2 separate regions of the Homo sapiens genome follow, and region 2 is linked to region 1. The links are chromatin contacts, found by Hi-C or POLR2A ChIA-PET in ENCODE. All regions are on one chromosome and are shown on one strand. The core of a region is the stretch at or near the end of the contact, and the rest is flanking DNA. Distances in the headings are between cores, read along the strand shown.

Region 1 (5,444 bases), core at 1,783-4,282:
AGCCACTGTGCCCAGTCTGCTTTTGCTTTCTTAATATGATTTTCTTGTTCTTTCACTGATTATTATAGATACTGGGACATTAACCAAATGAATTCTCTGTCCTTGGCCTCCATCACAACCCATTTATACCTTTTCCTATGGCTCATTCTAATAGGTTCTAAATCCATTACTGCATTCTCTTACTCGGCATTCAATTTCTTCATAATTATTGCCATCACTACTTCACTACTTTTCAGGAGAATGAAAACAGCTGTTGGCTATTTACTGCACTCCTTCACTAATGTCTTTTTTCTTTTTTTAATTTTTAAAATCTCTGAACAATTTTACTCACCTGGCCTTATTTTTCCATTCTGTTCCCATACATCATGCGCTTTTAAGATAAACAGGTACTTGGGCCGTGTCACGAACATCAAATTAATCTTGTCTACCCCTTAGGATGTTTAAACTACTTTTATCCACTCACCCCAATTATGTAGGAAACAAACCAAAAAAAAAAACCTTTCTTATTCTTATACTCAATATAATATTATTTGAGTTAAGTTCTGTATTCTGGTACTCAATTTCAGTAGAGCTGTTGAAATGTATAATGTGCCTCATTTCACAGAGAGACCTCCATTATTAGGCTGTGCACTCATTGTTTCTTTCTTAAAAATAAGTGATGGATTAATGACAGATAAATACTATTGACTATTTTACCTAGACTTTGGTTTGAATTCCTAATCCAATTCCAAATGACTAATAGCACGTATCTATAGGGCAGATGGTTGGGATGGAAGAGAAGACTAAGAAAGGGCTGCTAGGAGACACTCTCAGGAAGGAAATGAATTTGCTTGGTCTCATTAGCACTATTTATTAATTGAGCTCCTCCCTCTGCCCTTAGGTCCTCTTACTGTAAGACAGTGTTTCTAAGCAAAAACATTAAAAAAAAAGTACTGCTCTTTCTAAGCATCATCTGATATCTTTGATTCACTCTAATTCAGCTTCTACATATCATAAAGGAGAAAAAAATACCTCTTTAGGTTGACATTGTGGTAACACTGACAATGACTTTCAAAATAGTGTGTAATCACATGGGATTATAGTTTGGATCATGTTATCAGAACATCTGGGATCTATACTCAGCTCTGCCACGTGATTCAGTGCATGACATGGAAAAGTCACTGCCCTTCTGGGCTTTTGCTTCTTTATCTTAAATAAGTAAATGAAACAAATTCAGAGTGGAGGTTCAGAAATACACTGGGCTTTGGGATCCTTTCAAGAAATGTACCGGATACATACCAGATGACGGTATTCTTTATTTTGTCAGGAAGATGATGAACGGTTCCAACTCACCTGCTTATGCTTGCCTCAAGCTACCCAGCCATCTTCCCAACTAGGCAAAGGGCCCCTTCAGTCATAAATGTTGGGAGGAGAATCCAGGAAGGCATAACTGGAGCTTGGCTCCATAGCTCTTTTTTTCTTTTGTTCAACTGCCTGGCAGCAGATCGAGGGAAAAAGAAAAGCTGGGCTTTCATGGCTTCTCTCATGCCTCTGGCCCAAGAAAATGACCAAGAGCAGGAAATCATAGCAAAAGTAAGCCAGACTCACATTCCCATGGCTTCTGTCTAAGTCCCTGCTTAGAAGCAAGAAAGCACTAGTTCCAAACTCTGTCTCAGGTTATCTAACTTATAATTACAAGGCAATAGGAGGAAAATTTATAACCACATTCCTGTGTATCTGAGGTATCAGGAGTGAAGCTGTTTCTTCTGAGTGGGGTCTAGGGACTGGGTAGAAAGGTCCCTCTGTTGGGAACAAACATTTTACATAGGATATGTGAGTATCTATTCTAAAACAATAAAAAATAACTTCTGGGAAGGGGCAACAGTGTGCAGACAATGTACATTTTATTCTTTTAGTGATTAAGTTAAACTAAATACATGGTGAAGCTCATGCTCTGAGAACAAACACTAGAAACAGTGAAAAGAGCTCTAGAGCATACGTGAAACTTCTGAGAAAGAAGAAAGTCAGGTCTTGAGGACAGAGACACAAAGTTTACATTAATCTCTTGGAATGAATTAGAATCTCAAATCTCATTGCTTTACTGGGATACTATTGTCTAATGGAGGCTCCCGTGATCTTAGTGTGTACCCAGATAGAGAATAAAACACACTTGTGCATGCAAGCAGGCACACATGCGTGCACGCACACACACACTCACACTGTCTTATACCTCACTCATCCGGGAAGTCAGCACACAAAGGGCATGTGTGCTTACAAACACACCCAGGTCAAAGTACAGATTGGTAGAAGGCAAGTGGCAGAGGCTCCCAACAGGGCAGATAATTACAAAGCATCAACTCACAGACTCTGAGGAGATTTTCTTCAAAAGCTCAGCCCCTGGGGTTCCAACGAGTCTTAAAATGAGCTTCAACTGATCAATATCTAATGGTGGACCATAAAGGAAAATGTTGGGACAAAATAAAAATGAAAAACAAACAATGACAAACAAAACAAAAACAAACAAACAGAACACACCGAGAACAAAAATGAAACACCCCAAACCTAGCCAACACGGTGAATCCCTCTAGGTCAAGGCTCCTGCAGGATGATCACTTCACGTAGGGCATGCTCCTCCTGTACAAAGATTCAAAATGCTACCAAACACATATCCACTTTATATTCATTTTATGCATCTGTCAACAGCATGTATCAGTAAAGTGAGGCAACTTTAGCTGGTTCTTAGCTGCCAAAGACAGCAGGTGAAAACACAAGAGCTTCACTCAGTTTACACTGCCCTCTTCATCTGCCATCACAGTGTCAGTAACCAGTTCAGCAAAGTGCACTGATAATTAGAGGGCCACAGATAAGGAAAAAAGCAGCAGAAGACAGGAGCTAGGGATGTACAAGTCTATTTATGAATATTCTCCCAAGCGTGACCTAAAGAGCTTGTGATATGACAGTGGAAGGCCTGTGAGACCCCAAAGCCTGACCACTGGAGCACACCCTCTGGAAAGGGAAGCCTCGCCTCTCACACTGGCTATAGCAGGCACTATGAGGGAGAGTCGCCAGCAGAGGGCGCTCTCCCATCGCATGTTCCTTTAGGAGCGCCATGAGAACGCAAATACAGGCGGTTTCAACCTTATAAAATGCAAATGAACAATGCTTAACAAACTTCACACATCCCAAAGGCTCTAAATAATAGGCCACAATGCCATAACTTTTATCCTGGTAGCTAACACTTCAATGTATACTCAGAATGTATGTGCATGTGTTAACCAGAAGACAAAAATTTGTTTGTTCTCATTGCTTTTAATCTTACCTAAAAAGGAAGTTAAAAAGAGGGGGAAAAATATTATAAAATAGCTTTTAATATTTCCTCTGAAAATGTGAACAGTTTATCCACGTTTATACTGACTGACATTCCAGGGAGGGAGAAGGGGAGGATGACTGTCTTCTGACCCATCAGGTTTTTCACATGACTAAATCCTCTTGGCTTCAGGTCTCAGCTTCAACTTCACCTCCTAAGGGAGGCCTCCCCTCAACACTCTATATACATAACACCCCACCCCCCAATTCTCTCTCAGCACCATGCTTGATAACATCATAGTGCTTATCACAGCCTAGAATTACTTTATTTGCTTACTGTCTGCCCCCTGTACTGGTCTACAGCTCTACGAGGACAGGGGCCACTCTGCCTCTTCACCATTTATCCCCAGCCTAACATCTGGTACATGACAGGTAGTCAAAATATTTGAGGAAAAGGTAGAGCAGGATGAAAGAAATTTTTGCTTATGGTTATACATATAAAGGCAACATAGCAGCACTTAAAAACAACAGTCTCTATAAGCCACAGGTGCCTACGTTATAGGAATAACTTAATGCAGTAATTTGACATCCTGTCTTTTACTTTCTTTCAGACATGAAATCAGCTTAAATGGAAGAAAATTCTAGGCTGGAGTCACCAAACCCCAGGCTCTGCCTGTTTTATATATAAAGTTTTATTAGAACACAGCCATGCCCATTCATTTATGTACAGTCTATAGGTGTTTCCAATTACAACAAGCACAGTTACCATATGGTTCCCAAGCCTAAAATATTAACTACCTGGCCCTTTCAGAAAAGGTGCGCCAAACCCCACCCTAAACCCAAACAACTTGTGTTCTTTAGCAAGCAAAAACAAACTAGAAACAAGTCCACTCACATTATTTCTAAATTAAGAATAACAGGGAATTTTGTCATCTGCAAATGGCAAAAATCATTGTGTTATAAAGGTTAAGATTTTAATACTGGCTTCTCAGTTCAAGATGTTGACAAGTAAAAAATCTTATAGCATATGTTCATGGGACAGAGTAGGAATGGGGGTGGGATGGATACTGTCTTGCTCTAAAATAATCAGATTAATTATATTACAATAGAAATCAGTAAAAAAAATTCTTGCTCATCTAAAATGACTCAATTCAAAAAATTTAGTTTCCTCACATTAACACTCTTCAGGAATATATTTAACTGGGTAGCCACCACAAGATAAAGTAAATCATATATGGGAAAAATCTTGACTACTTCAAATCTCAAACAAGTGGCTTTACAATATATGCATCAAAAGTAATCTCTAAAATGAAGCTTTTGATATTGGTACTCTTGTTTAAGAGACTTCTTTCTGACTACTTAACAATGAGAGTCAGTTGTTTTTTTTTTTTTTTTTTTTTTTGAGACGGAGTCTCTCGCTCTGTCGCCCAGGCTGGGGTGCAGTGGCGCGATCTCGGCTCACTGCAAGTTCCACCTCCCAGGTTCACGCCATTCTCCTGCCTCAGCCTCCAGAGTAGCTGGGACTACAGGCGCCTGCCACCACACCCGGCTAATTTTTTGTATTTTTAGTAGAGACGGGGTTTCACCATGTTAGCCAGAATGGTCTCAATCTCCTGTCCTCATGATCCGCCTGCCTCGGCCTCCCAAAGGGCTGGGATTACAGGCGTGAGCCACCGTGCCTGGCTGAGAGTCAATTTTTATACTCTCTCTAAGGAAGACAGGCTCTCTGAGCTGTGAATTTCTCAACTACCTGAACTTCACCCCAACCTACCTGAAGAATACGCAATTTCCATTAGTCACAGTGGCTCATTACATCAATGAGCTGAGAAACCCTCTCTCTCCCACCTCTGCTGGCATGAAACAATATCAGGCCTGAAGAATCAAGCCTAGTTTGACTCTGGCTCAAATTATTATTCTTTAATGCACTCAATGCTTCAACTCACATCAGATATTCCAGGCACTTCTAAGCTTCCAAGTACTTATTTATGTACTCATAAACCAGAATACCTCCCCCTTCTCCCGTCCTTCCAAGCCTTTTCTATTCCTATTTACACTTTGAAGTCCTATTCAAACAAGAACTCTGCCATGAAGTCTTCTTGGATTTTTTTCAATAGCTTATCTATAACTCTATTCTAGTGTATTTATCACTCCATCTTATT
Region 2 (5,165 bases), core at 437-2,936, 350 kb before region 1:
GGTATTTGATGACTAAATTAACGTCCAGCTGAACTGAAAGCCCTCATAATGCTACTAGTACTGCTACATACCAGATAATATGACAGTCAAGGCCATGGGAATTATATGGCATTGGCTGCCCTGGTTCCATGGGGAGACTTGAGTGAGCTGGGCGGAGGAGATTTGGCCTAATGGCATTAAGCTCTGATGATACTAGAAGCAGCCCTCAGAAGGAAAAGATTAATGGGCTATCTCTAAACCATCAGAGCAATATCGGAATATGCATGAAAATCATTTCCTACCCCGTGTCAGGGTCAAAAAAAGCACTATCTTTTCTCATATTGGCTTCTGGAGAGTCAGGGCTTCTTGTCCTACGACTGGTTTAGGGCAGGGGAGGAAAACATCGACAAAGGGTTAAGGCTGTTGGGCAGTTTTTAAAATTCCCAGCCCAGCCTAAAGGTGGTGTCTGTCAACGTGTGGTCGGTCCCTGGATCATCAGTAACAGACCAAGAGTGCAGGTGCTTGCTTAAATCCCAGACTCAGGGACCCATCACAAATCTCTAGAATCAAATTTATGGAAGAGGTGCTAGGGTACTGCAACCTTATTACTAAGGAACAATCTTCTGTTTCAGAACTATGGCCTAGGAATTGGGGTTTCAGGTGGGGGCCTTGAGCGGAAGTCCTCTGACTCTGGATTCATCACATCCGACAGACACTACTACAACACTTTGTTTTGAAGACCATTAAAAAACTACCTCAACTTCTCGCACAGCGAACAGGAACAAAACTAAGGACTCTGGGACATATTTTCATAAGCTGGTTAAACAGTTCCTTCACAGCCTTGTTTATCATGTTAGTTTGTTCACTAGATTCTTATTTAAAAATAAATCTCTTCAACTGAGGAATTTTCAGAAAGAATCACAAACTCCAAAATAGAAGAGTTTTCTCATAGTGCAGAACTGGGCTTCTAAACCTGAAGACACTGCTATAAAAAGCAAAGTTTTATTTAAAAGAAAATTGCTGGTTAAGGCTTTCCCCAGCTCTTTTGCACTCAGAGCCACGGATGAAAGCTGGCAATTTGCGGGTGGCAGGGAAGGAAGACGCGGAAACAGGGCTGAAAAGACCGAGCAAAATGCGCTCGGCTCCAGAGTTCAGGAGGAAGTCCCCACCAACTACCTAATTTTTAATGGAGCCAATTAATTGCCAGAAAAACCGCGTCTGCAAATGTTTTGCCAGTCAACACTCCAGGTTCTCGCCATTCCTCTCCGGCGGGATGAACCACCCGAGGCCTGCAAAAAGCAGTCAAGCAGTCAAGTTACACTTCAGCTGTGCCCACCACCTGGGCGCAGCGTCGCCTCCCTCCCCAGGATCACCAGACTCTGCCCTCCGCGCGGAAACAGGAGCCCATCAAGCCGCTGCCCACAGGTTCCTCGCGCCCAGCTCAGCCCCGCGGCCTTTCGACTCGGGGGTCCGAACCGCCGCCGCGTCCGGAGGAGACGCCCCCTCGGCCACAAAGGGAAGACTCGGGCCACGCCCGCCGCCACACTCTCCCTGCCCGGTCTTCGCGCCCGAAACCGTACCGCGCCGCCACTTACTCGTCGCTCCCCGCCGCGCTGTCCCGCTCGGGGCTGGAATCCGCCCGGGAGGCGCGCGCAGGCCGCGCAGCCAGAAGCCGCAGCCGGGACCGGCTGTGCCGCAGCGGCGCGCGCCCCCCGCCCCGGACCGCGCGGCCACGCGGCTGAGTCACCCAGCGCTTCACGTTAAGAGTCCCCTCCGCGCGTGGCACGCCGGGAAGGCCGTGTCTGGGGACCCCGTCCGGGGCCGCACCGTAAATGGGTGTCGCCTTTCCTCCAGTCCACTCTGCACCCAACCTCAGCGGGCGCACTTTTCTGAGTTGCGCATACCCTCTCAATTATTAAAGGTTGCAGACGGAAAAGTTAGTAGTTTTCGGAATTGTAGAATACGCTCGTGCAGCGCCAGGACGGCTAATGCTTACCCGAAAATGTGGAACCCTGATCTCCCCATGCGTGGAGCGAGGTTGGAGGTAGCGTAGTAAGAATACTGGAGTTGCTTAAACGCATTTGCTCGAAAGTCACTACCCTGGATATACATTCTGGCCAAAAGAAAGGGGGAAAAACTCCACATTTTTCTCAAATACTGAGTTTCATGAAGGTACCTGCTATTACAAAGGTGTATTACAAATTTTAAATCAACCGGAAGCAAGTTACTGGGAAAACTGTGTTATGAGTAAAAGATTTCAGCATTCAAAAAACATCTATATATGGTCCATGTCCTATGAACCAAATGCTGGAAAACCCAAAAGGAAGTTCTTATTGTCACGGTTTCTAGTGGCTTTTGTACTTTTAAAAATTACACTAGGCCGGGCTTGGTGGCTCACGCCTGTAATCCTTGCACTTTGGGAGGCCGAGGCGGGCAGATCACCTGAGGTTGGGCATTCCAGACCAGCCTGGCCAACATGATGAAACCCTGTCTCTGCTAAAAATACAAAAATTAGCCGGGCGTGGTGGTGGGCGCCTATAACCCTAGCTGTTTGGGAGGCTGAGGCAGGAGAATCACTTGAACCCAGGAGGCAACTGGGAGGTTGCAGTGAAGTTCCCTCTCAAATATATATATATATGTCTATATATACTAATTAAATATACTGATTATGCAAACTATTTGTAAATTGTTGAAAGCTCTATAAACTAATAATAGCACAAATTTTAAAATTCGAAGTCGATTCTCCTTTTCCTTACAAGAGACTCTCTGAAAACTAATTTGGAATTGGATTAGAATTGGTGTTGAAGTGGAAGGAATGTAAGAAAATAGTTTGACTCAGTAGGTTTCACACGGTTAACGGATACTTGTATAGCAAATTTGTTTTATCAGGGTCAAAAAATTTAATTTTCAAAACTGAAGACATAAATTTTTTCATTATAATTTGGTCTTAGAGGCCTAGAGGGTCATTTTCCATTTCTATTCTCCCTCGTTTATGACTATAAAGTATGCAGGACTGTATTGTGTTTATCTCAACATGGACTAGGCTGTGAGGCTGCACTCGTCATCTGTAAGTCAGTCTCACGTCCCCATGGTGACTCAGCTTCCCTGCTGCTTGCGTCAGTGGCTCTGCCCTCCCAGCACTTCCGGGCTGGCAGAAGAGCTAGATTGGAGAATCCTGTAAGGGCTCTCCTTTGCCTCTGCCAGAAGTGAGTGGCCTTTTCACTTCTGCTGACGTTTCACTGTCCTGAACTAGTCACCAGGCTCAACCTGACTGACTCTAAGAAGGCTGTGAGATATAAATTCCTGTATGCCTGGAGAAAAGGAATATGAAAAAAGATTTAGTAAACACATGGCTATAAACCAATTTGAGTGAGTTATAGGCTCCAAACTTTACAACAGTAGCAGCATAGAGGATTGTTCAAACTAATGCCTTTATTTCCATTTTTATAAAGTACAGTGTTACAGCCTTTGAGTCAAAGAAAAATAAAAAACCTTCTGATATTCCTGCAAAACAGTTCTTGAAACAAATTCTTCCTTTCTGGAAAGATTCCTTCCCGTAGATTTGTATATTGTCTTTCTTTTTTTTTTTTTTTTTCTTTTTGTGGAGAATGGAGTTCTTATTCTGTTGCCCAGGCAGGTCTTGAACTCCTAGGCTCAAGCTATCCTCCTGCTTCTGCCTCCCTAAGTTTGGGGATTACAGGCATGAGCCACTGCACTGGCTGCAGATTTGTGGTATACAAAAATCTGGCCTGAAGTTTGGAGAATCAGGCTAACTACCGAGTCTTATTATTATTTTTTAAACACTTTCATTTTGGAAATTAAAGCATACAGAAAGATATAATAAACACCCGTTATCCATCATCCAAAATAAATAAGTGATAACATGACTTTTAATAGTTAATGGTTCAACTTTTGGCTAAAATTTCATATAATGAACAGCATATCAGACTGGGTACCTTTTTTGGGCAGACATCAAGGAGACGGGATATGAGAAATGTATATTCACAGAAAGCATAGGTGTTTGCTGGTTTTTATCATTTTATTTCTAATTTAATGTAGGTATCTCAAGACCCCGAGTCTCTGATATTTATTTGTATCTGAAACCAAAACCTTCTTCTTTTTTTTTTTTTGAGACAGTGTCTCCCTTTGTTGCTCAGGCTGGGTGATCACCACTCACTGCAGCCTCGATCTTCTGGACTTAATCCCCCTCCCAGGTTCACGCCATTCTCCTGCCTCAGCCTCTCGAGTAGCTGGGACTACAGGCGCCCGCCACTGTGCCCGGCTAATTTTTTGTATTTTTAGTAGAGATGGGGTTTCACCATGTTAGCCAAGATGGTCTCGATCTCCTGACCTCGTGATCCACCCGCCTCGGCATCCCAAAGTGCTGGGATTACAGGCGCAAGCCACCACGCCCGGTCAAGGTTGACTCTTAAGAATAAAAATATTTTTTAAATAATAGCTATTGTAAATTGTCATACAAAAAGCTAATCCTCATTTCTACCGACTAAGCTTATGTAGTAAATATAAAAACAAACCAAAAATCCCTAGATTTTGAACTGTCTCTCTCGAATAATTAAATTTGCTAAATGTTCGTTTTCTTTTGTTTTCTGAGACAGAGTCTTGCCCTGTCACTCAGGCTGGAGTGCAGTGGTGGGATCATGGCTCACTGCAACCTCAACCTCCTGGGCTCAAGTGATCCTCCCACCTCAGCCTCCTGAGTAGCTAGGACTACAGGTGCAGGCCACCACCCCAAGCTAATTTTTTAATTTGTAGAGAGGAAGTCTCACTATATTGCCCAGGCTGGTCTCAGAATCCTGTGGGGAGTCAGGATAGGGGAGTCAGGAAATGTGGAAATGTGTTACGCTGGGTTTCGGCGGAGGCTGGGTGTAAACTGATAATGTTTATCTCTTGTTATTCCTGTTAATGGTTTACAAACAGGCTCTGGCCTTCGTATCCCATGTACTGGCTCTGGCAGCTCACATGACCTCTTGTTTATGAACACACAAGTCTCATTCTTGAACCTAATACTGAGAATGCTTAGTTGTTTTTTTTTTTTTTTTTTCAGCCTTATATGAGTGTTGTTGTTGTTGTTTTGAGATGGAGTCTCCCTCTGTCGCCCAGGCTTGAGTGCAATGGCGTGATCTCTGTTCACTGCTACCTCCACCTCCCGGATTCAAGCGATTATC

The links. Hi-C counts contacts between places; a loop is a spot of excess contacts on that map. ChIA-PET counts read pairs that join two places held with the same protein, here RNA polymerase II (POLR2A). Pooled maps may share reads with other maps.
Region 2: a loop to region 1 is called in a pooled map, with 2.6 times the contacts of the local background. The contact joins the promoter of KCTD20 here to the enhancer-like site in region 1. A Hi-C loop is called at or near these places in 2 of 50 pooled maps. POLR2A ChIA-PET finds 5 or more read pairs at or near these places in 2 of 52 experiments (AG04450 and activated CD8-positive, alpha-beta T cell).

What each region holds. Positions count from the first base shown.
Region 1 is chr6:36,092,964-36,098,407 of GRCh38, reverse strand. It overlaps MAPK14 (mitogen-activated protein kinase 14), which reads right to left. Exons shown (of 12, transcript NM_139012.3): 9 at 2,342-2,421. Among named protein-coding and RNA genes, the nearest start is that of MAPK13, 35 kb to the left of the region's middle. Within about 2 kb of position 3,032, at least 10 of the 41 ENCODE cell types and tissues checked have a DNase peak (open chromatin) inside an H3K27ac peak, as active enhancers do.
Region 2 is chr6:36,439,521-36,444,685 of GRCh38, reverse strand. It overlaps KCTD20 (potassium channel tetramerization domain containing 20), which reads right to left and starts at 1,686. Exons shown (of 8, transcript NM_173562.5): 1 at 1,575-1,686. It overlaps PXT1 (peroxisomal testis enriched protein 1), which reads left to right and starts at 1,832. Exons shown (of 5, transcript NM_152990.4): 1 at 1,832-2,151. RefSeq lists enhancers at 569-628, 1,234-1,333, 2,818-3,365 and silencers at 1,494-1,783, 2,942-3,011.